Regions from separate parts of the Homo sapiens genome. Here region 2 is linked to region 1. The links are chromatin loops, found by intact Hi-C in ENCODE. Cell type or tissue: ascending aorta. All regions are shown on one strand. Links, peaks and the distances in the headings refer to the core of each region. The heading gives the core; the rest is flanking DNA.

What was found. A loop is a pair of places that touch in the nucleus more often than their neighbours do. Peaks named below come from ENCODE experiments on the same cell type or tissue, not always from the same donor. Only the 100,000 strongest peaks of a DNase experiment are listed, where the experiment ranks them.
Region 2: it touches region 1 in a loop (2.9-fold over the local background); 19 of 110 quality-filtered maps call a loop at or near these places.

The regions. Positions count from the first base shown.
Region 1 is chr5:139,737,832-139,752,457 of GRCh38, forward strand. PSD2-AS1 (PSD2 antisense RNA 1) reads right to left here and starts at 8,392. Exons shown (of 3, transcript NR_105053.2): 1 at 8,363-8,392; 2 at 7,339-7,428; 3 at 3,516-3,809. It also overlaps a transcript of PSD2 not described here. RefSeq lists enhancers at 4,128-4,677, 4,678-5,226, 8,262-8,909, 10,048-10,157, 10,855-11,502 and 1 more and silencers at 6,145-6,738, 10,408-10,457, 14,430-14,581. In ascending aorta, for the core only: no CTCF peak of the experiment used is centred there; DNase peaks (open chromatin) are centred at 7,690, 8,190, 8,600, 10,220 and 2 weaker places; H3K4me3 peaks cover 2,879 bases; H3K27ac peaks cover 3,649 bases; H3K27me3 peaks cover 836 bases.
Region 2 is chr5:139,690,785-139,705,410 of GRCh38, forward strand. No RefSeq gene overlaps it. Among named protein-coding and RNA genes, the nearest start is that of PSD2-AS1, 48 kb to the right of the region's middle. RefSeq lists a silencer at 3,980-4,274 and enhancers at 7,156-8,125, 9,600-10,425, 10,253-10,332, 10,426-11,250. In ascending aorta, for the core only: no CTCF peak of the experiment used is centred there; DNase peaks (open chromatin) are centred at 6,207, 6,967 and 8,187; H3K4me3 peaks cover 1,741 bases; H3K27ac peaks cover 3,658 bases.

The sequences.
Region 1 (14,626 bases), core at 3,846-11,845:
AGACATAATAAAGAAGTCAAATAATGTCTTAGTATTATTAGTAAAATAATTTTGACCTCATCTACCCCTGAAAAGGTCTGGGAGACTCCCAGGGGTCTGTGAACCCTACTTTGGGATCACTGCACTTGTTGTTCTGTCTCTTCTGCTCTCAGTGGTGATGGGCCGTGTCTTTCATATTTTGCTGATTAGGACACTGGGGTCCAGCAGAGCCCCACATGGGTCCTCATCTCTCATTCCAGGACTGAAGTGAGAATTTTTTTCCTGGCAGTGACTGGGGAGGTTTCTTGTGGGGGGAGGGGTGGCATTGATTTTGATGGATGGAGAGGCCACCAAAAGTGGAGGCTGGGAATGCACCATTGGTGGAGGAAACAGCATTGGTGAAGGCCTGGAGAAAAAAGCTCTGAATGGGGTCAGATAACTAGGGCCCTTGAATGCCAGTGCCAGGGCAGTGGGCACCGCAGAGCAGTGACCAGAGATGGGAAGCAATGGATGAGATGTGCCAGGAACAGGGAGCGCCAGAGAGGAGGGCCTTTGTCCTTCACCAGGAGGCCTTCCCAAGCCGGCTGGCCTCAGGGCTGTGTTCTCAGGGCTGGGTTGATGTGTGGCCACTGAGATGAACTTACCCTTCCTGACTGACCATGATTGGCAGAGGGTGGTCTGCTGCCCAGAACTCCCTGCTGAAAAGTGTCTCCGCACCTGCACTGACTGACACTCAGCCTCTCTTTCCCTTTGTATTGGCTTTTATGGTGACAGTGAGTAGCCTCATCCAGTTTCTTATGCCATGCGTGAGTGTGAGGGTGACCTGGGCAGAGGTGGCTGCTGAGGGGAGAGATTGGTAGTGACATGTCAATGTGATTAGAGGTGAGGGTCCTGACCTTTTTACCACAAAAAAACCTGCTTGTTGCAGGCACTGATGCCTCGGCCAAGTCCTGTAAAAGTGGGGGTTGCAGAGCTGACCCCGACACACCCCCACCCTGGGCCCGGCCTGCCCTCTTCCTCTTCCGATGGCCCTGTGTCCCTACCCCAACCTGTCCCTGAGCTGCTGGTCTGGTATGGGGAGACAGACCTCAGCTTCGGTGCAAGACTGGCCTCATACCTCCTGCTGTGCACATCTGTGCTCCTGAGCTATGTACCTGGGCTGGGTTGTGCCACACACGTGTTAGCAGCCATGCTGTGTGACTATATGGATACACCCTGCGCTGGGTGCACATGGTGCGCTCTGCATCACAGACATTGTGAGCTTGTGTACCTTGCCGTGCACACTAAATTGCGTCTGTTTGTTTCTGTGCCTTCAGTTGGGTGGTGTATGTTTGTGTGTATATGCTTTGTATATCTTTACAGGGTGTGAGTGTCACTGTGGTGGGTGGTGTTTTTGTGTGCTGGTTTGTCAGTGTGTATCTTGGCCCAGCCCCAGAAGGCCAGCTGAGGTGTGGTGGGGGGTGGGGTGTCGGACTGTGCTGGGGTAGGGAGCCCACAGCCAGGAGGCCTGACTGGGAATAGACATGTCCTCACCTGCCCAGAAAGTGTCCCAAGCCCTCAAAGAGCCCTTGTCCAGCTTCACCACCCCTGGCCAGTCAGGGTGGGTGGCTGGAGAAGGGGGCATGAGGGAACCAAAACAACCTCAGCCCAACTCCCACACTTGGCTGGCACCCAGGCCTATTATGGGGTCCCCGTGCCCATGGCCCGCCCCCTAAGGCCCCAAGCACTTTGCATTGTGGGGCTTGGGGAGGGGCCTAGAGACAAGACTCTGTTTGGCTCTTGTGACCAACTTCAGCTCCTAGTGGGCCACCAAGGCAGAGCTGGCCCCAGGCCTTTTTGAGGGTGGGGCTGCTGGGAGGACTAGCTCCATGGAGCCAGGGCTGATGCTCATCTTATTACCTGTGTCATTCATTTAGCAAATACACATTGAGCACCCACTGTGTTCCAGGCCCTGCTTTAGGTGCTGGGAATATAGCAGTCACTCATTGAATTAGGGGTAAGGAGAGGTTATACTGCTGCTGTGCATTTACAGATGAAGAAACAGGTCCTGGGAGGTGAAGTGATTTGCCCAAAGTCATAACAAAGCTGGGATTTGAAACCAGGCCTGTCTCATGCAAGAGGTCTCCTCCTCCTGCATTTGTCCATCCTGACTTCGGTAGTCACAATTATAGCCGAATGCCCACTGAGCTAGGACCAGCTAGCTGGCTAGCCCCGTGCCCTGGGCTACAGGTTGATGCAGGAGAGTGGGCACAATGAAATAGCTCCTAGAAAGGCAAGTTGCCTGGAGTAGGCACAGGGGTGGTAAGGTGGAGGATTGAGGGGTGGGGAAGGAGCAGAGGGAGGCTGTGTCTGTCTCCAGGGTGCACTGGGACCCAAGGGAACGCCTTCTCTCCTGCTGTGTGATCTGGGATGGCCCCTGCTTCACTCTGAGCCTTAGCTTCCTCATCTGTAAAGTGGGCACAGTAACTGCCCTCTCCCAGTGGTACCATGCTCATGGCATGATGCCTGGCACACAGTAGGGCAGCTGGGAGGATGGGGCAGAGCTGCAAGTGGGCAGGGCCTCCCCAGGGCTCTGCTCAGCCTCAGGAAATGGGTAGGGGGTAGGGAGGAGGAGGCGCAGATGTGCGCTTGTCTCACACGAGCAGCCGCATTTAGCCACCGAGTCGGGACTGAAATATTCCTGAGGGAGAAGAACCCTGAGGCTTCAGGGCGGCAACGGCTCGTCAGTGGGGAGCGGGGAAGGGATGTTGTCACCATCTGCCTCGTGTCTGTCTGCGACTAAAATAATACTGGGGTGAGACTCGCCGCAGGCACGGGCCCAGCCGCAAGGTTCCCCAGAAGAGGGAGGGGCTGGGGGTGCTGGAAACCTTGTGGGGAGCAGTGGCAGAGAGAGGTCTGCTGGGGGCAGCTCTTGGCCAAGGCTGGGCCCTGGTCCTGCCCCCTTCCTGAGGGGCCACAAGAACCCATGGGGGTGGTGTGTGCATAGGCATGGATACCTTCCTGGGGGGATCAGCCCTGGGAGTGCAGGACTGGACACCCCCCAGACCCGGCTGGGGTCTGCTTCAGAGGGGAGACCAAGCGTGTGCTGAGATCCCTGCAAAGCAGGGGCAACAGCAGAAACAAAGCAAGAGACAGACAAATTGCCTGATTCAGCTTCCATGAGTTTATCCAGAATATTGAAACCAGAAAACGTAGCAAGAAGCTATTTTAATTTCAGCCGACGTATAAGTTTTGGGTCTATGGTTTACTGTGGTTTTTATTTTGAATCAAATATGGAGGATGTTCCATAATTCCCTCGGGGCTCTGGGCTCTGGGGACTGAGTGTCTGCCTTTCTCTACTGGGCACAGTAGTCACATGCCAGCTGCCTCTAGGAGTTGGCACCCCTGGGCCTGGGCAGGTGCCCCTTCAGGTCAGGGACATGGTTTGGAACCTCATGCTTTGCTTCTGGATGAAGCCATTACATTCTGATCTTTTGCTATGGTTCTCATCAGATATGGCTAGTGGGGTATTTTTGTTTTTGCAGAGAGAACAGACCCATGACCTCAGTGGTTTATTTTAACTGCAGATGCACCCAAAATGCTGGTTGCTTTGTGCTGACATGGTTACAGGGCTGTCAGTTTAGCAGGCAACATGCAAGCACCTACTATGTGCAGACCCTGAGCTGGGGCAGGCTGGGCCCGCCCTCAGCATACAAGGTAGAGAAGCCAGCAAGACCATAGGAGATCAGCCACCTGGGTGCCAAGGAGGGCGGTGGGGAGCAGCAAGGGGGTGTTGGATGTGGCAGGAGTCCACAGCTGTCATCCTGGAGAAAGTGGCAGAAGCACTCACCCTTGAAAAGCAGACAACAGCAAAGGACAGTAAGGAGTATGCCCTAGGCAGAGAGTACGTGTGTGTGCAGACCACCACTTTGTGGCTCTCTCTCTTTGTGGCAAGGGTATTCGCATCACAATTTAGGTGCAATGTGGAGCCCTTCTTACAGACCAGACCCAAGCTAACTGGCTTAGGTGTGTTTTCCCGGTTAGTCCTCACCAACATCCCATAAGGCCAGTACACTTAGTGCCCATCTTATAGATAAGGAAACTGAGGCTCAGAGAGGTTTAGCAACTTGGGTAAGAGGCAGAGGTATGGCCCCAGGCTACTCCGTGCTGCCTCTGCACAATGCCCTCATTTGGCAGGCAGCAACTGAGCACCTACTATGTGCAGGCCCTAAGCCAGGTGCTTCCTGGATTCAGGCCCTGGCATCACATTCCAGAGTGTCCTCAGATGGCTGGCATCTCTCATTGTCATCTGGGCACGATGATCAGAGGAAGCTCTCTCCAGGGTATATGTGGGTATGGGGGAGAGGAGTGTGGGTGGGAGCCTGGAGGCCCCTGCTTGATAGCTGTGAGTTCTCCCTCATGAAAGCCTCAGTTTCTTCACCTGTAAAACGGGGCCGTGATGCCTGCTGTGCAGGCCCATGTGACAACGTGCCTTGAAAGCGTGTGGGAAAAGTGCTTTGTGTGTTCAGTGAGCCCTCAAACTGGGCTGACTCTCCTCAAACCACCAGGAGCGAGCTTCCCGGAACAATCTAGCCACCAGCCTTTCCCTGCAGCTGACAGGCTGCGGTCACCACCGCCACCACCACCCTGAATTATTCAAGACCCTCCAGGCCTCAGTGGCAGCCCTTCCCCTCTCCCTGTGCAACCAGGCTGTCAACACCAGACTCTAGGCCTCTGCCAGTGATCTATGGACCTCAGGGCCCCCGAGCTTCAGCCTGCTCAGGTAGGGCCATGAGTGTGATAGGGCGAGGTGTGACTGAGCATGAGAGTGACAGTGAGCATGTGAGAGCAGGAGGGGGTGACAGTGTGAGTGCGTGTGTGAGTGTGGCTGTGAACGTGCATGAGGATGTGTGCAGGTGAGCATCTACATGAGTGCAGGTGTGAGTGTGCCACATTGTGTGTGAATGAGTGTGTGAGTGTATCTGGAGCCTGGGCTCTCCTTAGCTGCGGGGGAGCCGGGCTCAGGGAGGAGCTCCCTCTGGCTCAAGAGAATACAGTGATCTGAGAGCCAAATTCCAGCCTGGAGTGGGAGGGGGTCAGCTCACCTTTGCTTCTACAGTCCCTTAAGGGCTGGTTGGAGTGGGGAAAAAGCAGAGAAGCAGCAGTTTAGGAAAAAAGGTATGTAGTGGTTGGATCATGAAGAGGACTTGGAGTCTGTGGCCCTGTGGGGGCTCAGAACACTGTCAGATTATTTCGGTATGTGTCATTTCCCGGCAAGCTGAGACCCTCAGAAGAGAAGCAGTTGCCTCCCCTTGGTCCCTTTCCTCCTCCTGGGCCTAGGAGAGCTGCGAGCCCCTGTGGGCAAGAGGTGAGGACTGTTCTCTTGGATCTGTGGCCAGGTGGAAGCTCTCCAAAGTCTTGGGGGATGGGGAGGGTATGGAGGCTCACCAGCACCTTGCTGGAGGGCCCTCACCCATAGGCAGGAAGGACAGAGCAGACGTCTCTCTGGTACCCACTCCTACCAACGCACTGACCCTGGAGGGTTACTGCTTCGTGTGGGGTAAGATGGAGAACCTGGGAGGTTGGAAGCTGGTGAGATTTAGGAACTGGGAGCCTGCAGTGTGTGGAGGTTGTGGGGGTGGAATGTGTGTTTGGTGTGAGTGCTGGGGTCTGCGTGTTGGTGTGAGGAGGTGAGAGGCTGTCTGAGTTTGCCTTTGTATCTGTAAGATTGTATGTTTCAATCCCTGTAGGTGTGACTGTTTATGTCTTTTTGTGAGTGAGGACCTGTCTGTGTGATCACATGAGTGTGTACGATCTGTATTTGAGAGTGCATGTGTGTGGAAGCATGCTAATTGTGTGGGAGAGGTGAAAGATGATTGACAGGGAAGGGGCGGAGGGTGGGAGCCCACACTGAGTGCACAGTTTCATCCTTCCTCAGGCTCTGCTTGTCATGGCTGAAATCCCCTGGACTGCATTGGGACCATACTGCTGAGAGTCTGGTTGCTGGGCTTCAGCTGACAGAACATCAGAGCCCCAGGATGGGATAGCCACAAGTTGGGAAGGTGAGGCAGGGTGAGGGGCTTGATGATGGGGAGCAGGCAGAAAGAACAGGCTGCAGAGCTAGGGCTGCTGGAGCCTGATGTCTGGTCCAAGTTCCAGCTCCTCCACTCATGGGGTGAGCTGGGGCAAGTCACTTCACTCTCTGAGCCTCAGTTTCCTCATCAGAACAATGGGCCTGTACACTAAGCATTATCCACCCCAAATCCTAGAAGCCTGCCTTCTCCTCCTGGCTCTGGGAAGTTGACCATTGGAGGCCTGGGACACTGGCCTGTCTGGAGGCTGGGGAAGTATGAGACGACCCCTTCTTCCCTTCCCTGCGCCCAGAAGGCCTGACTTGTCCTACTGCACCCCTCCCATCACAGTGATCTGTGTGGGCTCATAACAACATAAGCTAGACGGTGATCCTGTATCACCTTCCTGCATTCTGGGAGGCTCGGCCTCCAACTCCCAGACCAGGGAATGGTCTCCACTCCTCCAATCCTTCCCAGGTTCAGAAGCAGGAATGGGGGAAGTCCTGCCTGTCCCCTCTCTGACTTTACTTTCCCTTTCTAGAGCAGGGGTATTCTGGGATGGGAGGACTGAGTGTCCCTGCTGCCTGGTCCTCAGAGTTGGCTAGCTCCCCCCATGCCCCTCATTCCCCCGCCTGCTCGCCTGTAGAGCTGTGGCCCGGGCAGCTGTCCGGCTGAGTGGGTTAGCAACACAAGACAGATGGCGAGGGATTATCTCAGCTTCTCAGAGCACGATGGTGGCAGCGGCGGGGGTGGGGGGAAGGCTCTCACACCCTCCCCATGTGTGTGTACACACACACACACAAATGCACACATGCAGCTCCCCGCTCCTGCCCCAGACCCAGCCCAGCCTCCTGCTATTTATGAGGCGGGCAGGAAGACAAGAGGAGAGATGAGATTATGAGAATTGGTGAGAACCGTGGGACTTGGCAATCTTGTCCCTGCCCCACTTGGCTCCCAGACCACAGGCTGAACCAGCTTCTCAGGCCCTTCTTGGACCCTGCCCCTGCTATTGTGATTTCTCTGCAGCTGCCACCACTGGGAATGGTACATTCAGGAGGGCATGGTTTTACAGAGAAGTTTGAGGCCCAGAGATGTGCGAGCTGCACTCAAAGTCACACAGCAAGTTTGGTTCATTAGCAGGGTAAGTTCTGGGGGGTGGCAGGTGGTGGAGTCTCTTAGCTGTCCTGGCACTGGCTGTGGGGTCCTTGGGTCTTCTGCAAACAAGGTGTTTGCCCTAGCACTTGATGCTGCAGCCCAAGGTCCCACAGGGGCATGTCACAAGGCCAGCTGCTGGCACGCAAGTACTCACAGGCACAGCCTCTTGTTCATATACACTGTCAGGCTCTGGGTGAAGGCTATGTAGAGTTGAGTGACAGAGCTGGGTCTCCAGGCTGTGTCACTGTGAAAGAATTGGGGCAGGGTTAGAACCCCACTAGAGTGAATTCTCCTACCTGTCCCTCAATTTGCCACAGGCAGATGGTGGAGGGACTTTCCAGCCTCGGCCACACACTCAGGCCCCCCTACCACCACATTTGCCCATTAACAGCCCCACTCCAAGTCCTGAGTCATCTATGCTGAGTCGCCTGGGGAGGAGTGTGGGCCAGGAGACTGGGCAGGATTTGCGAATGGCAACCCCAGGGGGCCCTTTTCCCAGCATGGGTGGGCGGGGCCGACGCAGTGGGGAAGGCAGGGTGGAGGCCTTCTGAGAGAACTTCTCTGCTCCTAGCTGCCAATGTCCTGACTTCGCCCCCGTCCCCAAGAGTGACTCAGTGTCTGCTGGATGCGGTAGTGCGGGTGCGGGGCAGTGCGGAGCTGCTGCGGGTTGCCCAGTGCCACTCCCTTCAGAGCAAACCCACTTCTTGAGGCCCCGAGGCCCCCGCCTGGGGGTCTCCTGTGTTCACGTGTGCCTGCCCAGGCTGTCAAGTGAAACATGACCTCAGGGTCAGCCTGGCCTGCCTCTGGGGCTGCATTATTTGCGGGGTTTCCAACATGATGGTACCACCCACACTGTCCGGTCACAAACAAGACCGACACCGCCAGGTTTACCTGCTCCTGCCCCCTCAAACCATTGAATCAGCCCCTCTCTTGCTATTGGATGAGAGGGGTTGCCAGGACCAAGCCCCTCCTCCCCACCGCCAAGGTGACCACACGTCTAGGTATCAGGGGTGGTGGGCCCACTGCAGAGCGCTAGGCCGAACTCATCTCCTGGATCCAGGCCAAGCTCCACCTCTCTGTCTCTCCAGACTCAAGTTGGTCATTTGTATCGTGAAAGCTGGACAAAACTATATCTAAGCTCCCCATCTTCCCTCAAAGCTTGGCCTGGGGAGCCCTACATGAAACCTTGGAGCTTCTGAGCCTTCCCCCACCCCCAGCGGGGGGCTTTTCGTTCTGTGAAGGTCTCAAAGTAACATTCTAAAGAGGCACCGTGAGAGCCAATCAGAGAGCCCATGTAAATAACGGCCCGCTGATTGGCTGTCTCCTTCACGCCCTGAACGAAACTTCAACTTCATCAACTCAGCGAAGATTTTTTCCTCTGGCCTCGCGCGCCCTGCAGAAGGCGGGGCTGGGGGGTCACCCGAGCCTTCTCCCTGCCGCAGGCTACCTGGGCCCGCCGAATGGGATCGCGCTGGGACAGGCGGGGGCGAGTGTGCCGCCCTGACCCTGGCCCCGGGGGTGTTATTCTGGTACAGAATCCCCCGCGGGGGAGGCCCGAGAAGTGAGGCACCCCCGCTTCTTTGTAGGACCGCCACAGAACGGGCTGCAGGCCGCGAGTATAGAGCTTGGCTGGGCGGGATCGATATCTGCCCGCTGGACTGATGCGCGAGGGAGGCTGCTAGACAGGCTGGCTTTGCGGCAGTGTGATGGCCGCGCAGCACCCCCTGACCCCCACGGCTCCCCAACCCCGCCATTCCCTTCATCTAGCGCTCCCGGGGAAGCCGAGGCGGGCAAGTGGCGTAGCGATGGAGGGCGCACCCAGGGGCAGCGACGCTCCCTCGCTCTGGCTCCCAGCCCTGGTGGTGGGTGCAGGAGTGAGGGTAGCCCAGGGTCGCACCCTGCTCCCAACCTCGGCTCGTCCCCACCCTCCACGGTCGTCCGCAGCTCGAGGCAGCCTGCATTTCTGCCAGTATCCTGTCCCCTCGCCCGGTCCTTCGCCCTCCTCCCACTTTCATTGTGTGTCTCCTCTCTGGCTCTGAGGTTCCTCCTCCCTCCCTTCTCTCTCTGGGTGTCTCCGTGTCTATCTCCACATCTCCATCTCCATTTCTTTCTCTGCCTGTCTCTGTCTCTAGCTGTCTCTGTCCCTCAGTCTCTGCTCAGGTCTCCGCTCGCCTCTTGCTCATTTTCGTTCCTCTCTTTGTCTGTCTGACTCTCTCTTGTCTCCCCCCCTTCAGTTACCCCCAACCCCCCGCACACACACACACCTCACAGCCCTGTTTACGACATCCCCTGGGCTGGCAGGTGGGCGGGGCTGCAGCAGAGCGGGGGTGAGAGAGGGAGACGCAGCCTCCCCCCCAGCTGTTAACCTTCACGCTTCAGGCCTCTGCGGATGGCAGAGGAGGGGGAAAGCCCAGCTGCCAGCTTGGCGGAGGTGACCGGGCGGGGGCTGGGGGCTGTCCCTCCCTCTGGGCTCGTCTCTGGGGAGATCTGGGGCCGGAAGGAATGTGGTGGAGGGCGCCTTCGGCTGAGGAAGGCTGTTGCCGGATGGGTGGCCTCCTGAAGGCTTGTGCTGGCGAGGCGGGTGCCCAAAGGGGGCTCTGAGCGGTGTCGGCCCTGCCCGCAGCCCGGCCGGACGTGGGGGCCGGCGTGAGAATCCCGCCCATCTGTGAGCCGGCCTCACGCCGTCAGACCCAATTTATCTCGCCGCCAAAGTTTCACAGCCATCTGCTCGAGTGGAACGGCTTCCAGCGCTGGCCCCACCGGGCCCCCCAGCCAGCGCGGGGATGTTTTCCAATACGACAGCATCGCCCCGCCAAAGCAAGGAGGGGGTGTAGGGGGAGGCGGCAGAGCGCGGTGCGCGGGGCTGGCAGGCAGCCCTCTCCCGCGAGCGAGCCGACCCTGAATTTTAAGCGATTGATCAGGAAGCTCAGGCCGTTCCCATCACTTTGAGCAGCCAAATGCGACGGCGCAGGGATTTCAAGGGGCCTTTGCGGAGGCGGTAATGAGGTCACCGTCACTGCGCCAGCCCGCGGGCGGGAGGGGGCGAAGGTCTGCGGACACGTGTGAACACAGCCTGTGAACCGAGCCACATCTGTATTCACGTGACCCCCGGGGCCCCAGCACTGACCCAGGAAAACTCGGCATTTGGATCTGAGCTGATTCACACTCCCCCGCCCCCACCCCACCTACCCAGCCAGACACGGTTCGAGAGGCTGAGCTAGAACCCAGCCCTGCCACATCCATGATTCCATGATCACCTCAGACAGCTTCAGCACAAGAGCCCCAACTCTCTTCTCCTCCCCGCTATGTGCCTAAAATACACATATTTGGGCACCTGCCCATTGCACTTCTGAACAAGCCTGTGGAGACAGATGTACCCTAGGCCCCCGGTAATCACACAGGTGCACACATTCCAATTACACACCTGACCGCAATGCTCGTGCATTAGTACACTCCCAACCACCACCACTACCACCCCCAAACATGCACACAGGTACTCCATCATTTTCAAGCCAGCACCCAGCAACACACGAGCCCCCAAACTCCCCTCCCCCGGGCGAACTCATGTGCACACTCATTCCCAAGACCCCGAGCTTGCTGCCATGTCCGCGCGGGTGGGCGCCTCCACTGCCCGCCAGGCAGCGCGGGTGCAGACCTCGAAGAGAACAAAGGCCGGGCAGGTGGGAGGGAGGGGCGCTGAGCCCCCGGCCCGTCCTCCTAGGCAATGCTCGTCTGTCTCGGCTCCGCGGCCACCGCATCGAGCGGCTCTGATTGCCGAGTAAATCACCGCGATGATCTGAATAATTATCGTCTCCTGAAAAGGGAAAAAACAGAGAATAAATAAAGAGAGAAGGGAGCAGTCACCTGATTTCTAGGAGCCCTGGGGTATGTTGGGGGGGGTGAATACATAGGGGTGGGTGTCAGTGGCCCCCTGCGGATCCTCGGGACTTCTGTTGGGATGGAGTGCAGGTGGGATGGGCCTCAGGGCAGACAGTCCTTCCTTAAAGGTGGCAGTTAGCATCCAGTCTCCCCCTTCGTCTCCCCAGGGTAAGTCAGGCCCCCTGGAGCACCCAACCGACCCCAGCTGGCTTCTCTGCTTCTTACACACTCAGGCCCACCTGACCTGTAGGGCACCCTCCTGTTCCAGGGCTTTGCTCAGTCGGTTCCCCCCTAGCATGCCCTCTACCCACCACTCTGGCTGGCTTCACTCTCCCATCTCTGAAGTTCAGCCCCAGGTTACTTCCTCTGAGAACTTCTTCCTGACTGCCCAGCCCTCCAGGATCCTTCTCTCCCAGAGTTCCAGTGTCTGATTGCATTTTCTCTGACTGATTTGGGTGTGTTGTCCTGATCTTCTCAGCTGGATGGCAGCTTTGGTGGAAGCAGCTATGTTTTAAACAAAGCAGTAATAGTAGCAACAGCAGCAGCCACTGCCCCATTCTGAGCAGCTAGGATGTGCTGGCCCTGTGCCAAAACATCATCTCACCATGGATCCTCCCCAGAATCCTGTGTGGAAAGTAATGTCTCCATTTAAATAATGGGGAAACTGAGGCGTACCAAGAGTGAAGCTTGGATTCCTTTCCTCAGGGATGAAGATGCTGGTCATCTACGGTATCCTTTCTGCAGTTGTCCCCTGATCCCACATATTGGAGGAGTTGCTTCTCTTCCAGTGCTGGGCACCAAGACACAATTACCTCAACTGGCTGGGCACAGTGGCTCATGCCTGTAATCCTAACACTTTGGGAGGCCGAGGTGGGCAGATTGCTTGAGCCTAGGAGTTTGAGACCAGCTTGGGCAACATGACAGAACACCATCTCTACAAAACAAACAAACAAACAAAAACAAACAAACAAATGAAAAACACCAAAAATTAGCTGGTATGGTGGTGTGAGCATATAGTTCCAGCAACTTGGGAGGCTGAAGAAGAAGGATGGTTTGAACCCAGGAGGTTGAGGCAGTGAGCCGTGATTGTGCCACTATACTCAAGCCTGGGCAACAGATCGAGACCGTCTTAAAAAAAAAAAAAAACCAGGCTGGGTGTGGTGGCTCATGCCTGTAATCCCAGCACTTTGGGAGGCCGAGGTGGGTGGATCACGAGGTCAGGAAATAGAGACCATCCTGGCTAACACGGTGAAACCCCGTCTCTACTAAAAATACAAAAAAATTAGCCAGGTGTAGTGGCAGGCGCCTGTAGTCCCAGCTACTCAGAGGCTGAGGCAGGAGAATGGGGTGAACCCAGGAGGCTGAGCTTGCAGTGAGCTGAGATCATGCCACTGCACTCCAGCCTGGGCGACAGAGCAAGACTCCATCTCAAAAACAAAAAAACAAAACAAAAAAAAACCCAAAATATGAATATCTCAACTCCAAACTGCCCAGCCTCCACCAGCCCTGCCCATTCCTGTTGCTCCCTCTCCTCCCTTTTCCTAGCCTCAGGAGGGCTGCCCTCCATGCATTGTAACCCCCAACCTTCCAAAGGGCATGACCCTTCCCCATAGCCACATCATCAAAGGAGGGGCAGCTCAGCCTTATGCTTCTGCCTGAAATGGTTCCAGATGTGGGGCCTGCAGAAAAGGCAGGGTGAAGGTTCAGCACAAAGCTAGGTTTCCTCCTGGAGGTTGCCCTAGGGGAGGCCCAAGCCCCTCCCACCCCTGGCACCTGGTCAGTAAATGAGAGCAGAACAAGGCCACTGATGGGATGATGGTTCAGGGAAAGAGTCTGTCAAGAGCCTGGGGAAGAGGAACCCTTGTGGGGCCTGGGTGTCTGGGGCAAGAGGGAGGCTGAAGCCCATTCTGGGTTTGCATTCCTCACTCTATCCAGCCTTGCTGGATCTGAGGCCTGGGGCAACTTCCAGGGTGGGGTTCTCCAGGCTGAGCAAGGAGGCCCAGGACTGAGCGATTTAGATCCCTCCTACTACTCCTCAAAGAAATGCCATTATAGATGGGGGAAACTAAGCCCAGGGCTCCAAATTGGCTCCTGACTAATGGTTCCTGTGCAGGCCTCTCCCATGGGGATCCTTATTCAGGGCCCCAAATGTTCCTGGGGGCATGGCAGGGTCTGGATATCACTGTGGCTTGGGTAGAGGAGGGACAGGTGAGACATGATGCTGGTCTAGAGATACATCCAGGTGGTTCAGCTCTGGGTATGAATGAAGATGAGGCAGAGCCCAGCCTAGCTCTGGGAAAATCTCAGCTCCTACTCCACAGTCTTCTGGGACTCAAGACAGCACCTCCTGCCTGAGAGGGGGGCGGAGGTGGCCAGTATCCTTGGGATGGTTCACAAACTCCTCTCCCCACCCCAAGCTCCCTTCTGCCAGCTACTCTTGGTTCCCTACTTAGATATTTCTTTGGCATCTACTGTGTGCTGGCCCTAGGGGCACAGCAGCCTGGGGTTCAGAGAGTGCCCAGGCAGATGGGGAGGCATACCCACCCACCTACACATACTCACACAGACTCTCCTCCCACCCCCTTCAAGTGTGACCAACTGGGAACCCTGGGGAAACAGTAATGAATGTGGCAAGACCTTTGCAATTAGACAAACCCAGGTTCAGACCCTGGCTCTACTTTACTTGTTGAGAGCAAGTCAATGAGCCTCAGTTTTGGTATCTACAAAGTGGAAATTGTAATAGTGCGTGTTTCACAGTGTGCCTGTGAGCGTTCTGTGAGATAATTGAGATGTCGATGCTCATCACCGCCCATCATCAGGGAAGGAGAGATGACCTCCAAGGTTGCTCTTTGGCCACTCTAGGACAGTGTTTCCATGGCATGGCTAGGGTCCAGCCTTTTTTTTTTTTTTTTTTTTTGAGACAGGGTCTCGTTCTGTCACCCAGGCTGGAGTGCTGTAGCATGATCTCTGCTCACTGCAGCCTCAACCTTCTAGACTCAGCAATCCTCCCACCTCAGCTTCCCAAGTAGCTGGGACTATAGGCATGTGTCACCATGCCCGGCTAATGTTAAATTTTTTTGTAGAGACTGGGTCTTCCTATGTTGTCCAGGCAGGTCTGGAACTCCCGACCTCAGGTAATCTTCTCACCTTAGCCTCCAAAAGTGCTGGGATTACAGGTGTGAGCCACTGCACCCAGCCAGTCCAGCCTCTTGACTCAGTGGTGGAGGTGGTTGTCCTTGGCAGATCCTCGACACTGCCAAGCCCCTCACACTCCTCAAAGCTTAGTTCTCCTACTGGTCACGTCTCTCTCTACTAGGTTCCTCTGGCTCTCACTCTCTCTCTGCCGGCCCATAATTCCATCCATCCATGTCTCTTTTTCTGTTTCTGCCTCTCCCTAAAAACATATAACTCTCCCCCTACCATAAGAACACCCTTCCACTCCCACCCACACATCCAGCCCAGCTCAACTCATCACCAGCATGCACTGTCACCTGGGTGCACACAGGCAAGGAGACATACAGAGGCAAAGCGATGGAGAGACACAATCACGCACACACTCACAC
Region 2 (14,626 bases), core at 4,128-12,127, 47 kb before region 1:
TTGCTGGCCCTCAGGGACCCTAAGGACCGAGCAGCAATCCCGTGGTCTCATTCCCTCCCCCAGTTTCTGGCCTGGCTCAGCAGCCCTGCAATGGGGGAGGCTCTGACCCTTGCCTCCCTGCCTACTTCTTGCTGTCCCCACTGGCCCCGCTCCCATGGCTCCCCGAGACTGCCAGTTCCCTAACATAGAGCTAGAGGTGGGGGCCACTGAAAGAGGTCCCTGGACCTGCTGTATTTATTTGGGGGACTCAAAGAGATGTGTGATGGATCCGATGGCTCTGGACCTGCTATCCAGCCAGCCCTCTTGAACTGTCCTGGGGGGCTTGTGGAGATGGTGGAGAGAGATACAGAGTGAGTGGGCAGATACAGATGAGGCTACTGGGTGATAAAGCACTGGGGTCAGTACCTGGGAACTGGCCTTTGTCAGCCAGTCACTCACTTAGAAAGTCTTTGAGGGGTTGCAGCAAGTGGAATTGAGCTTAGACATGAGAATAAGGTTCCCCAGGCAGGTGGGACCTAAGAGAGGCTGAGCTGTTTTGCACAGAAGACTTCTAAGGTCAGAGTTGGCCTTGACTCTGTAAGTGAGAGCTGGAGTACCCTCTTCTACGCACCCACTGCCCTAAGTGCTCCCATCACAATCCTGCTGGGGTCACACTGGGTGAACTCACCTGTTCACTTGCTGATCTTCTGAACTAGAAGGAGCACTCCTGGAGGGAGGGGCTTGTCTGCCTGGCAAATGCCAAATGCTCAATAATGTTGAATCAATGGATGAATTGGAGGAGGACATGGGTTGGCCTGTTGTATATGAGGGGCTGGGGAAAGAACTGTTAGGTCTGAGCTTGGGGAGCCCAGCTGCAGGGCCACAGGCTGGCGAGTGCCAAGAGGAGGCCCCAAGAAGTTCCAAGAGAAAAGGGGTTCTGGAGCCAGGCACCAAGTGGACATTCACAGGCTATGTGACCTACAAAGGCTTTCCTTTCTGGGCCTTAGTTTACTCATCAGCAAGTAACATTGCTTTTCAGATATCCTATGAAGGTGGAATGAGAAATCCTGTGTGAGGTCCCTGTGAGCTCTCTAGCCTTGTACCCCTTGGTAGGCAAGAGATTTGAATGCATGGGAAGAGCCAAGAAGGCTTCTTGGAGGAGGTGAGTGAAGCTGAGCCTCGAAGTACCATGCTGCCTATCTAGGAGGCTTGGAGACTGGTACTTCTGGGGCAGTGAGGAGACCACACTGGAGAGAGCCCAGGGAACGATGGGCCAATCTCAAGATCCAAGGCAAATGGGTATATTTTGTCTTGGGGACAGTGGGAGCCAATGATGGTTCTGGAACCTTTGGCCTTTAGGCTTTGGAGGGGCTAACATGTATCTGGAGTGAAGCCTTTAGTCAATCTGGGTATGTGGGGCAACTTCCCAACCCCACTCTGGGGCCCTGAGACTGAGGTAGGAAGTCAGCTGGAGGCTGATTCCTGACATATCTCCTTCCAGAGGAACCAAAACATATCCCATGTTAAAAAGTGGAGGGCTGGGCCGGGCACGGTGGCTCATGCATGTATCCCAGCACTTTGGGAGGCCAAGGTGGGCAGATCACCTGATGTCAAGAGTTCTTGACCAGCCGGCCAACATGATGAAACCCCATCTCTACTGAAAATACAAAACTTAGCCAGGCGTGCTAGTGCACGCCTGTAATCCCAGCTACTCAGGAGTCTGAGGCAAGAGAATCTCTTGAACCCAGGAGATGGAGGTTGCAGTGAGCCGAGATCATGCCACTGCACTCCAGCCTGGGCGACAGAGCAAGACTCTGTCTCAAAAATAAAGTGAGGGGCTAGGCTTGATCACAAGTAATCTGTTAGTGTGGGGGCCTTGAATACTCATTACAGGATGGGGAATCCAAGTCACAGAATGGCCAGGCCGGTCAGAGAGCTTCGGGACCCACACCCTTCCTGGAGGTGGGGATAAGGGGACATCTGGCCTCATGCCTAGCCTAGAAGCAGCAGAGTCCTGGGCTGGGAGGCAGGGGGATAGGATTTCCATCCAAGCCCTACCCATAGCTGGATTCATGATCACATGACCAAAGGCATAGCCAGCCCTTCCTGAGCCTAGCTTTCCCAATTAGTGCAATGGACCTTCCAGTATCAATCAGCCACGGTTCTAGACCTTTTCTGGGGGTCCAAGACTCAGGAGGGAGCTGCAATTTGGGGGTCCTTCACTCTAGCCCCTCCCCCACCCACATGCTGGGCCCCTTCCCTTCTCCTGCTCTTCCACCCATACTCCCCTCACCCCTGACCCTGCGGCCAGTAGCCTCTGCTGCTGTCATCCGTTGTCATGGGAACCTTGCAGCGCTGACCTGATGCAGGCGAGAGCTGGCCTGGAGCTCCTAGCAAGGGAAGCTGAGGTTAGCAGGGGGCAGATGGGGGCACCTGTCCCTGCCAGCTTAGCTGGGTGCTGACACACTCCCAAGGGAATGGGGCATTGAAAGGACGGCCTGGATGGGTGTGGGCAGGGGTGCAGGGGGTCAGGGCCTGACTGCCCCCAGTCATTGGGGTGCCTGCTCCTTTTCAGACCCACCCCCACCCAACCCGGCTCCAGGCTGCTGGTGGGAGGGAGGGGTGGTGGGGACCTTCCCATTTCCCTCACTGTCGATGGGAGCTCAGAGCCCTGAGCTCAGCTCATTCTCGAGACTAAAAATACTAGGGAGGCAGCAGCAGCAGCTCCCCCAACACCCTGTCCACTGCCGCCCCACTCCCAGTAATAGACACACACACATACACACACCAAGCCCAGCCTGGACCAGATACCAAGGTGCTACTTAACCATACTGTGCCGTGGTCCATGGAGATTCCCAAAGTCCTGGCCCTGTGTGAGACCCAGATCTGGGGTCAACTTCCACCTCTGACCCCAATTTGCCATGTGATTGTGGGGTAGTCCTCTGGCTTCTCTGGGCCTGGTTTCCCCTTTTTTTGTGTACTAAGGGAGCTACATGGAAGAGGGGAGGCTCAGGAATGGAGTAGAGGGTCAGGGCCTTAGCTGCCCCATCTCATTTAATTACTGGAGCAGTCCTGACAGCTCCCTGAAGTATGTATTGAGTCAGAATCTGCTTTTCCTAGATGAGTACACTGAGGCCAGAGATGGTGGCTCAAGGGATGCTACTCCAGGCCTTTGAGCTCCAGGTGGCCCTCTCCTGCCCTGCAGTGGCCAACTGAGCTACTGAGACCTCCAGGCATTTGTTGAAAAATAGATCTGTGCCCCACAGTAGGGCAGGAGGTTAGTGGCTTCAAATCTCAGAGAAGTTCCCGGTTCTGTGTGCATGACTGGGAATGGGGTGGGGAGGCCGTACTGCCCTCTGCCCAGGGTCTGGGTGAAGCTTGAGGTGAGTGTTGACAATACCTGTCTGCCAGGTGCTTGGCCAAGGCCAGGGTGAGGGTCCACACTGACCATCCAGGATGGGTGTGGTTGAGATACAGATGAGTATCCACACTGTTCATTTGGCCAAGGCCTGGCTCTGTGTGAGACCCATATTGTTCATCTACCTGGGCTTGACCAAGGCTGGGGTGAGTGTCCATGTTACCTGCCTGCCCAGCCTGGCCGGGGCTGGGTTGAGGGTTTACACTGCCGGGTTGGAGATAAGGTCAAGATGATTAAACACACCGTCCATTTGTCCTGGGCCTGAGTCTTCTTTCCACCAGTTCTAGGCTCAGGATTTTATTTTGGGTTTCATATTCTCTCTTCTTTCCTGGAAATTAGAATCATCTTGTCTGCTCATTATTTCTGATTTAGAGGAGGCCCAGTTTCATCTAGGGGCCAATGGGAGAAAGATGGGAGCCCCTTGCCATTTCTGGGACCCTCCAGGAGGAACCAGGGAAAATCCATTATAGAAATCACAGCCACTGGGCACTGAGAAGCCTGGAAAGCCAGACCCTGGCCTCTGGGATGCCTGAGAGATCCACTGCTGTGGGATCTGAGTCACTGAGTTCCTACACTTCTCCCCACTAGCCCTGTCACCCAATTCCACTGACATCTTGAGAACAACAAGACATACTTCTCCCACAGACCCGAGGCCTCACAGTTTGAAGCCAGTATCTGCAGGACCAGAGTCTGGATTTTCTGAGGGGGGCCAACCAATACTGCAGTGCAGACAGTGGACTTTGTGCCCCACACCCTAATTTTGCAATGCCAGCTCTTCCCTTCAGCTGTCATGTGTGACCCTGGGCAAGACACTTCATTCTCCTGGTTCTCAGTTTTTCCATCTGTAAAACAGGTGTTTATACCTTACCTGTTGGTAAAGGTTGGGACAAGGATTAAATGAGATAGTCCCATAAAGTGTCTGGCAGAGTAATAATTCTTTCTGGAGGCTAGCAGGGAAGGGGCATGCTCCAAAAGAATTCTGGGACATGTGGTTGGTTGGTTTTTTTTTCAGAGGCAGGGTCTTGAGCAGGCTGGAGTGCAAATAGCATGCTCACTGCAGCTCACTCTCAGGCTCAAGCAATCCTCCCACCTCAGCCTCCTGAGTAGCTGGGACTACAGGCACGTGCCACCATGCCCAGCCAATTTTTTTAATTTCTGTAGATATGGGGTCTTGCTATGATGCCCAGGCTGGTCTCGAACTCCTGGGCTCAAGTGTTTGTTCTGCCTCTGCCTCCCTAAGTGCTGGGATTATAGGCATGAGCCACCACAATTGGGCATTTGTTTATTAATTAGTGCAGTGCAGGGAGTTGTGTTGGTTGCTGGGTCTCAGGGCCTATAACCCCAGCTGGGATCCCCTACTTTGAACTAGGGGCCTCCAAAACAGAAGCAATGTCCATTAGTTTTGTGAATGTGTTTTCAGTCCATGAATGGATGCTCTTAGGTAAAACATTAATAAACTGCATCACGTTGTTGGGGAAAATTAAATGTAAATTAGATAATTAAAAACGAAGCTGATGCCCGCTGCTTGGTGCTATTACCTCTTATTAAAAGTTATGAGAGGTGGCCCTGGGTGGAGGCTGGTTGCAGGGTTCCAATGAGGGTGGGGGCAGCAAGGGCCTGCCTACTGGAGCCCAGTGTGATCTTTAGAAGAGGCAGACCTAGAGGATGCTCTGGTATGGGCGCTGGAGAGCTCTGGGTGTGCTGGGGCCACAGCCCTGTTGTCTCTTGTGGGTGCCTGGGTCAGTGTCTTCCCCTTGCCAAACCTCAGTATTTCCTTATCTGTACAGGAAGGATAGTAACAGAACCTACCTCATAGGACTGAGGCAGAGACTAGATGAGATGATATGCAGAAAGTACCCAGCCTAGTAGATCATCTTAGGTCAGGAGTTCAAGACCAGCCTGGCCAACATGGTGAAACCCCATCTCTACTAAAAACACAAAAATTATCCGGGTGTGGTAGCATGGGCCTGTAATCCCAGCTACTCAGGAGGCCGAGACAGGAGAATCGCTTGAATCCGGGAGGCAGAGGTTGCAGTGAGCCGAGATTGCATCATTGCACTCCAGCCTGGATAACAAGAGTGAGACTCAGTCTCAACAAAAAAACAACAAAAAAAGAAAGTACCCAACCTAGGGCCCGGTACATAGTAGGTGTTCATTAAATAGCCTTGATTGCCAGGGATATCATCAACACCGTCATCATGACTGAGTCCCTTCCAGCAGCTGGCCCTGAGCCGAGGGCTTTACAGATATCTGTCACCATTAGCACATGGTGCTGTCGTCCCATTCTGCGGAAAGCAAGGCTCAGGCTAGGGGAATAAGAGTCCAGGGTCACACAGCCTTTGAGGTAGGTGGCCTTGCTGTATTTCAGGTTCCTAGAGGAAGAGCCCTAGGAACAGCACTCCCACACAGTGCTCTGCTTCTCGAGCTGAAGAGGTTTCATTGACTCCTTTTTTCTGCACCTGCCCTGTGCTCCTGGCCTGGTCCGGTAGCGGGACGGGGGCGATCAGTCTGGAGAGAAGACAGCCCCAGGAACTAAGTCCCAAAGGAGTGTTCTAACCAGAGCTTGTGGGAGATAGACGGGCCTCCTTGGGCGGCGGGGGGCTGTGACTGCGGACTGCCCCGAGGTGCGAGCTGGTTCAGTGTTCTAAGAAACTGAGAGAATGGAGGATGGGCAAGGCAGGTAGCAGGACCTGCAGGAGCAGAACGGGGAGGCTGGAAAGCCTGGGGCCAGGCCTGTGGTGGGCAGGGGAGGGTGCATGATGAGGGGGTGGGAACACGGAGCGGGTGAGTCACCGTTTCTGGGCCAGGCAGGCGGCGGCTGCAGAGCGGGGGGCGCATTCCTGGCTGGCAGGGCGGCCGGCACTAATGTCTTTCCCACATGGCCCCGAATTCCCCGCTCGGCACGATCACACGGGCAAGACGCTCCCGCGGCCACCCCCGCCCCAGCTGCCTCCTTCCCACAGAGCAGGGAAGGGGGAGGGAGTGTGGTGGAGGCTGGCGGAACCGGCCCCTCCTGGGGCGGGGTGGGGGTCTCTAGCGTGGCCTCCCTGGGGCCTGCGCCCACGGTGTCGGCACGCGATGAGCGACTCACAGGGCAGCTGCAGTCACAGTGAGAGCAGGGCCGCGCTTGTGAAGCGGAGAAGGAAGGAGGCCGGGAACCGCCTTGGGTCTTTGGCCACGTCTCTCCTTCCCTGGCCCCCATTCACCCACCCCCGCCCTGGGTCAGGCTTTCCCTCGCGCTGCGGCTGTCGGAGGGCCGCGGCCGGATAGGGACAAGCGGCGGAGCAGCAGCAAGTCCGGCCGCCTCCGATCCTACGCCTTCTGGCCCTCCCCTCCTTCCCGACCTCTGGGCCTGGCTGGTGGGGGGCGGAGTGGGGAGTGGGGGGACTGTGCCGCTGCCGCTGCATCCGGCGGGGGCCTGCTGGGGTGGTTCCTGGAAGAGGCCACACCCAGTCCCTCCCTCCGTGGGATGGAGGCCAGCCCTTGCTAAGGCGAAGGGAACTAGGAGCGCCGCTCTCCCACGCAGCCCCTGTCCCCAGGCCAGGTCCTGGAGAGGGGGGAAACTGAGGCTGCTGAGAGGGCGGCCCACCCAGAGCTCCCTGTGCTGGGAGAGGTTGGCCGCTGTCCCTCCCAGCTGGGCTCAGAGGCGCTAATGAGAGTTAAATGTAGGACGTGAGTCACCTCTAGGAGGGGGCTGGGACCACCCCCAGATGTGGGTCCAGACGCTCAGGCTTTTTCCTACTCCCCTGTGTGTCACCCCCTACCCTTGGCAGGGTGGGGCATGAGTTCTGACCTTGCTGACCAGGCTCTGTCACCCTGGACCAGCCTCACTTAAATGGCTGGCTGCCTCAGGAGCGGGTGCTGTGGGACCACAGGAGACTCTAAATCCCGGGATAGGCCCAGTGGACCCTGAGGACTTAGGGGATGGACCAACACCTGGGGTCTCTAGTGGCCGTGAGCCCTGGGGTGTGGTCATGGGTCTTGGGATGGGGGTGGGCAAAGGGCCCAGGCCACCCTGAAGATTTCCCCACCCTTCTGCCTGCCTGGCTTTGCTCAGGCCACGAGGCTCTGACCACACAGGGTGCCTGTTCCCCCACTCCCCAAAGTCCCACTCTCTGACCTTCAGCCGGCACAAGGACCTCAGTCTGAAGTCCTTATGGCAGGGCAGGCAGTTTGTGTGTGTGTGTGTGTGTGTGTGTGTGTGTGTGTGTGTGTACACACGTGTGCCTCTGCGGCTGGGTCTATTTGTGCCGCTGTGTGTATTTATGACTGAATGTACAATCGTGTATATTTATGTGTGACTGGCTGTCTCTGAGGGGTCTCTCAGTGTTGCAGGGGGCTTGACAGGGAATGTGCATTTCTGCGTCTGTATCTGTTTGTTCCTTCTATGTCTACATGTGGGTCTTTCTGTGTGACTGTGTTTGTGTCAGCCTGGCCCCATCTATGGGGTCCCTGCCTCCTCAAGCACCCCACCATCACCAGGAGCCACAGGCATCTGGGAGGAGACTCGGGAGGTGAAGCGCCTGCTGTTCCCCAAATGGAATGGCTTAGCTGGGTGGGCAGCACCAGGGGGTGGGCGTGGGCAGCCACAGGAGAGAGAAAAGTGGAGGCCGGGGAGGAGCCCTACTCAGCAGTCCCCTCCCTGCTCCCTCTGCTCCCAGCTCAGCGCCTCCTGGCAAGAGCTTATTTGCATGGTATTTACATTTCATTTGCATCGTGTTCAATTAAAAACCTGACCAGCTCCCGCCTGCCTGGCGCTGCCCGCCCAGCCTGGTGAAAATGTTGGTTGGGCATGACAGCCTTCCCACACCCCCCCCACGCCCCCACGGACTGACCGATGTGGGAGGGGTCCTCCCCTCATTGAGATCATGCAAGTCACCCACTCTGGGAGTGAGAGGGCTGGAAGTCCAAATGGAGAAACTGAGGTCCAGAAAAGGCTGCCTTGAGCTCTAGGCTAAGGGCCAGTCAAAGCTAGAAGAATACTAGTAGTTAACAGTTGCCCCTTCATGGAAGAATCTCTGTGCCAAGAGTGGTGCCAACACCTGGTGTGCAATATCTCTTTGGAACTTTGCTACCCCTTGAGGTCAGGCCTTCCTTGCATTATCCTCATTTTCCTGATGAGAAGACCAAAGGCTAGAGGGGCAAGTCCAACATCACTCAGCCAACCTAGAATTCAAGTCTCTGTCAGTATGACTTCCAAGTCCATGCTGCAAACACATGAGCATGGCTGCCAGAAGACTGGTGCCTCCTGCTTCTGGCAAGTGAACACAACTCATTATTTCCAGGGTCATTGGCTCCAGGATGGGCTGCTGCAGTGCTCACCCTAACCTGGAGGCTGGCCTGGCTGCTGACTGCTTCATAAGACTGAGAGCCATACCCATTCCTGGCTATAGGGTGGAAGGCTCTCCCTGTGGCAGTCCTTCCTGGCACCTGGCCGTAGTCTTTCCTATTCCAAGACTGCCCTTCCTGGGCTCTAGCCAGAGTGGGTAACTTTGTAAAAGGCAAGTAAAGACTCTGATAACGAAACAAACTCTAGGAGGAAGCTCATATCTGAGCTAAAAGTGAAGGATGGGTGGAGAGACGAGATGGGCCCATGGAGACATCCAAGGCACCAGAGCAGGCCTGGCAGGGAAAACTCCCAAGACCTCTCCTGTCCTAGATCAGGAAGCTTCCTGAAGGCCCCTCTCACCTAGCCAGAGCTGGGCTGCTGTTTGTCATCTACACAGGTGGAACTCTTAGCATTGGGGAGAAAGTGGGGGTCCTTAGGCTGCCCATGGAGGGGTCATCCAGGGTCTAGAATCCAGCCCTGGGACTAGGGCACCCTGGTGTTGACAGGCCCCCAGTGCCCACCCTCCTCTGGAAGGACTACCTTTCACCTCTGCCACCAGCCTTAAGGCTCTAGAGGGACTCTACCTACCCCTGGTGCTGAGGGACTAAGCCAAGCAGCTAACTCATCCTCCCTGACCACAGTGATTGGTTCAGAGATGGACATGTGACTTGGGCCTGACCAATCAGGCTGAATCCCAAGGTTTGGTTAGAAATACTGGGAAGAGGCCGGGCGCGGTGGTTCTCGCCTGTAATCCCAGCACTTTGGGAGGCCAAGGCGGGTGGATCACGAGGTCAGGAGTTCAAGACCAGCCTGGCCAACATGGTGAAACCCCGTCTCTACTAAAAATACAAAAAATTAGCCGGGCGTGGTGGCCTGCGCCTGTAATCCCAGCTACTCCGGAGGCTAAGGCAGAGAATTGCTTAAACTTGGAGGGGTGGAGGTTGCAGTGAGCCGAGATTGTGCCACTGCACTCCAGCCTGGGAGACAGAGCGAGACTCCGTCTCAAAAAAAAAAAAAATTACTGGGAAGAAGTAGGGGTTCTCTGATCTGGTAGTGTGGGAATCTGGGGCCACCTACCTTTTGAGGAGAGCTACCCATGAATGAAGCCAGCAAAGGGATACTGACCCTTTTAAACTTGAAGCCAAACACTCTTCTACTTGAGCCTTAGAACGAGCCAGTAGGGTCCAATTTTGCTTAAGCCAGTGTGTGTTGGCTTTTTGTCATTTGCAGCCTGAAGGTCTGACCAGATAGTGCATGCCTTGCCCATTTCACCTTCAAGCCTTTGTCCATGCACTTCTCCTCTGCCTGGAATCGGAGAGCCTTCCTCTTGCCCTCTCCTGACCAGCCATGCCTGTGTTTTGAGGCCCAGCTACTCTCCTCCAGGGCGCTGGCTTCCATGCGGTACCCTCCTCTTTTGGCCCCACCCTCCTGGAGAGTTACCTGGAATTCTGACCCCCAGCTTGGTGCTCAGTGTCTATGCCTACAACTGCTGTGTTAATTTCCCTTTCTGGGGGCTTGTATCACACAGCCCCAAAGTAGGTTGTAAATTCTTGAGTGGCATGAGCTGAGTCCCCTCCTACAGAGAGGGGTGATAAAGTACAGTGGTTAGAAGCTTGGCTTTGGCGTCAGGTAGTCTCAGCTCAAATTCTAGCCCATCGGTGTGACCTTTGGACCAGTCTCTCCTTTTCTGAGTTTCCTGTCGGTCCACCCCCCCCAGTGCCGAGGGCGCCACTGTGAAGCATTCACAAACATACTCTCTGCCCTCAGAGGAGCTAAGGATGGAAGTTGGGGCAGTGGCCCCAACCGGGAGCAGCCAATCAGGAGGCTGAGGTGGTCCTTCCCAGCCTGCCAGCACTCGGCTCTTGGGGGAAGAACCCCCTCCACCCTCACACACTTCCTTCCAAGGCGCTAGGGGACCTTGGTCGGGGGAGGTCTGGTCGTCCCCTCCCCCTTCCGCCCCTTCCTGTCGTCCCTTCGAGCTGGCGCTGCTCTGAGTTAATCTCCTTGCCCGTCAGGGGGTGACAGGAGGTGTCTGTCATTCGAAGCTGAGGCCGTCAGCCTTGCCGGCTAATTGGGGCGCGGGCACCAGGAGCACGGGAAATGGCCGGAGGGAAGGAGAGGGAATGAGAGGGGAAGCCACCCTCACCTCCTACCCACCAGCTTGGGGCTGATCCACATGGCTACTTAGGGGAGGGAGAAAGGAGGAAGGGACTGTGGGATGGGAACTTTGTGACCTTGGGCATTGCTGTTCCTCTCTGGGCTTCATATTATCATTCATAGTGATAACAGCAAGCCTTTAATGAGCAATTACCGTGTAAATCAAGCACACCTGATGAAAACCTCTGATTTTTTTTTTTTTGTTTTTTTGTTTGTTTGTTTGTTTTTTGTTTTTTTTTTGAGACGGAGTTTCGCTCTTGTTGCCCAGGCTGGAGTGCAATGGCTTGATCCCGGCTTCCTGCAACCTCTGCCTTCCGGGTTCGAGCGATTCTCCTGCCTCAGCCTCCTGAGTAGCTGGGATTACAGGCATGCGTCACCACGCCCAGCTACTTTTGTATTTTTAGTAGAGACAGGGTTTCTCCATGTTGGTCAGGCTGGTCTCAAACTCCCCACCTCAGGTGATCCACCCGCCTCAGCCTCCCAAAGTGCTGGGATTACAGGCATGAGCCACCGCACCCAGCACCTCTGATGGTTTTCTACAGCCCTTGGAATTCAAGCCAGACTTCTCCCAAGGTCCTTGAGGACCCCCAGTAGCCATGCCTCTTTCCTCCCTGCTCCTTCTGCTCCAGCCACTCCAGCCTCCCCACAGAGCAAGCTCTTCCTGCCTCAGGATCTTTGCACTTGCTGTTTCTGCTCTGTGGAACACCCTTTGCCTACCTCTTAGCATGGTTGGCTCTGCATTCTTCAGGTCTCAGCTCAAATGACACCTCAGAGACAAAGTCCCTGACCACCTTATCCAAAATCACTCTCTTGGCCGGGTGCGGTGGCTCACACCTTTAATCCCAGCATTTTTGGAGGCCAAGGCAGGTGGATCACTTGAGGTCAGGAGTTTGAGACCAGCCTAGCCAACATGGGAAAACCCTGTCTCTAATAAAATACAAAAATTAGCCAGTCCTTGTGGCGGGTGCCTGTAATCCCAGCTATGCCGGAGGCAGAGGCAGGAGAATTGCTTGAACCTGGGAGGCAGAGGTTGTAGTGAGCCAGGATCCTGACATTACACTCCAGCCTGGACAACAGAGCAAGACTCCATCTCAAAAAAACAAAACAAAACAAAACAAAACAATTAAAATCACTCTTCCACCTCCAGTTACTCTGTTATGTCCCCCTGTTACCTTATCCTATTTATAATTTCACAGCATTTGCCATAATGTGAAACGACTTCATTTTTACATTCATTTTCCCCCTCTAGAATGGAAACCAATGAGAACAGGGACCTTGTCTGTGCAATTTACTGCTGAAGCCCCAGTGCCTGAAAGAATGCCAGGCACAGGCCAGGCACAGTGGCTCACGCTTGTAATCCCAGCACTTTGAGAGGCCAAGGCAGGTAGATCACAAGGTCAGGAGTTCGAGACCAGCCTGGCCAACATTGTGAAACCCTGTCTCTACTAAAACTACAAAAACTAGTTGGGTATGGTGGCAGGCGCCTGTAATCCCAGCTACTTGGGAGGCTGAGGCAGAATTGCTTGAAACTGGGAGGCGGAGGTTGCAGGGAGCTGAGGTCGCACCACTGCATACTCCAGCCTGGGCAACAAGAGCAAAACTCCATCTCAAAAAAAAAAAAAAAAAAAAAAGGCTGGGTGCAGTGGCTCACACCTGTAATCACAGCACTTTGGGAGGCCAAGGCAGGTGGATCACGAGGTCAGGAGATCGAGACCATCCTGGCCAACATGGTGAAACTCCGTCTCTACTAAAAATACAAAAATTAGTTGGGCTTGGTGGCGCGTGCCTGTAATCCCAGCTACTCGGGAGGCTTAGGCAGGAGAATCGCTTGAACCAGGGAATCAGAAGTTGCAGTGAGCCGAGATCGCGCCACTGCACTCCAGCCTGGGCGACAGAGCGAGACTCCGTCTCAAAAAAAGGAAAAAAATAAACTTGGTATTATGTCCATTTTGAGGTGAGGAAACTGAGGTTTGAGGAGATTATGTGACTTTAAGTTATCGTAACTGGACTGAAGCCTGAGACTGTGTGACCCCAGAGCTGTAAGGGCTGTGGGAATGATTGTGAGGGTCTCTGCCAGCATGGCCACTCAGCTGAGCTCAGGCTGGTGAGGAGGACGCACACAAGGAGAAGACCCAGGGCCCAGGAGAGTCCACTCCATGGTAGAAGCTTCCTCTGGGAACTCAACTGAGGGCAGCAGAGGAACTGCTCCAGGGCCTGGGGACAAGACCCAGTGTGCTGTGTGTAGATGGTAGATGGAGCTGATGGTGCGCTGGGGACCTCCATGCAGGCCTGGCATTTTGCCTGCCAGGGCAGAGGTAAGGATGCAAGTGTAGGGGCAAGCAGGGGGAATCTCCATCTCCCTCTCCAGTCTGCATCTACCTTTCATTCCCCCTCCTGCCTGTCAAACTCCTGCCTCCTGGCCCTGGCATTCAGAGCCTCTCACAACCCAGCCTTGCTGCCTTTTCTCTTCTCTTCTACTGCCGTGGTCCTTGACACCCTGGAGAAGTCCCTGCCCACTGTGCTTTCAGTCATGTCTTGTCACTTTTTCCACCCATCCTTTGTGTGTATTTATTTATTTATTTATTTGTGAGACAGGGTCTCACTCTGTCACCCAGGCTGGAGTACAGTGGCATAATCAGGGTTTACTGCAACCTCGACCTTCCAGGCTCAATCCATCCTCGCACCTCGGCCTCCCAAGTAGCTGGGACCACAGATGCATGCCACCACACCCACCTAATTTTTTTTTTTTTTTTTTTGAGACGGAGTCTCGCTCTGTCATTCAGGCTGGAGTGCAGTGGCGCGATCTCAGCTCACTGCAAGCTCTGCCTCCTGGGTTCACACCATTCTCCAGCCTCAGCCTCCCGAGTGGCTGGGGCTATAGGCGCCTGCCACCACACTCGGCTAATTTTTTGTATTTTTAGTAGAGATGAGGTTTCACCGTGTTAGCCAGGATGGTCTCTATCTCCTGACCTCGTGATCCTCCCACCTCAGCCTCCCAAAGTTCTGGGATCACAGGCATGAGCCATCGCGCCCAGCCAATTTTTATATTTTTTGTAGAGATGGGCTTTTGCCTTGTTGTCCAGGCTGGTCTTGAACTCCTGGGCTCCAGTGATCCTCCTGTCTCGACCTCCCAAAGTGCTGGGATTACAGGTGCGAGCCACTGTGCCTGGCCTGTGTGTGTTTTTTAAAAATTATTTGTAGAAACAAGGTCTCAGGCCTTGGGTCTCACTGTGTTGCCCAGGCTGGTCTTGAACTCCTGGCCTCAGGTGATCGTCCCACCTCGCTCTCCCAAAGCACTGGGATTGCAAGTGTGAGCCACCATGCTGGCCCTCTAACCCATCCATTGAAGCCCAACACCTGTGCTGCCTCCTCCAGGAAGGGCTCTCAGGTTAGTGTTTGTGCAGTGGTTGTCTTCAGGTCTGAGGATCCCTGCCAGGCTGTCAGCACCCTGTGCCACCCTCAGCACCCATCACATGGCTGGCCCAAAGCCACTCAGTAAGTATCCTGTTGCCTCCCCTTATCTATGGACCCCAGGTGAACCCAGCATTCTGAGTTCCTGGGTCTCTGGTTCTTACTCAGGTACCCACTGGGTGCCTCCAAGCCTGAAATCTCCATCTGACATAGCGACAGGGGATGTGTGGGCTGCAAGATGCTGCTGCTAACCACAGTCCTCAACTGCAGACATCTCATGGCCAATTAGACCCCAAGGCACTCATGGCTTGGGAACAATGATGGCTGGATCC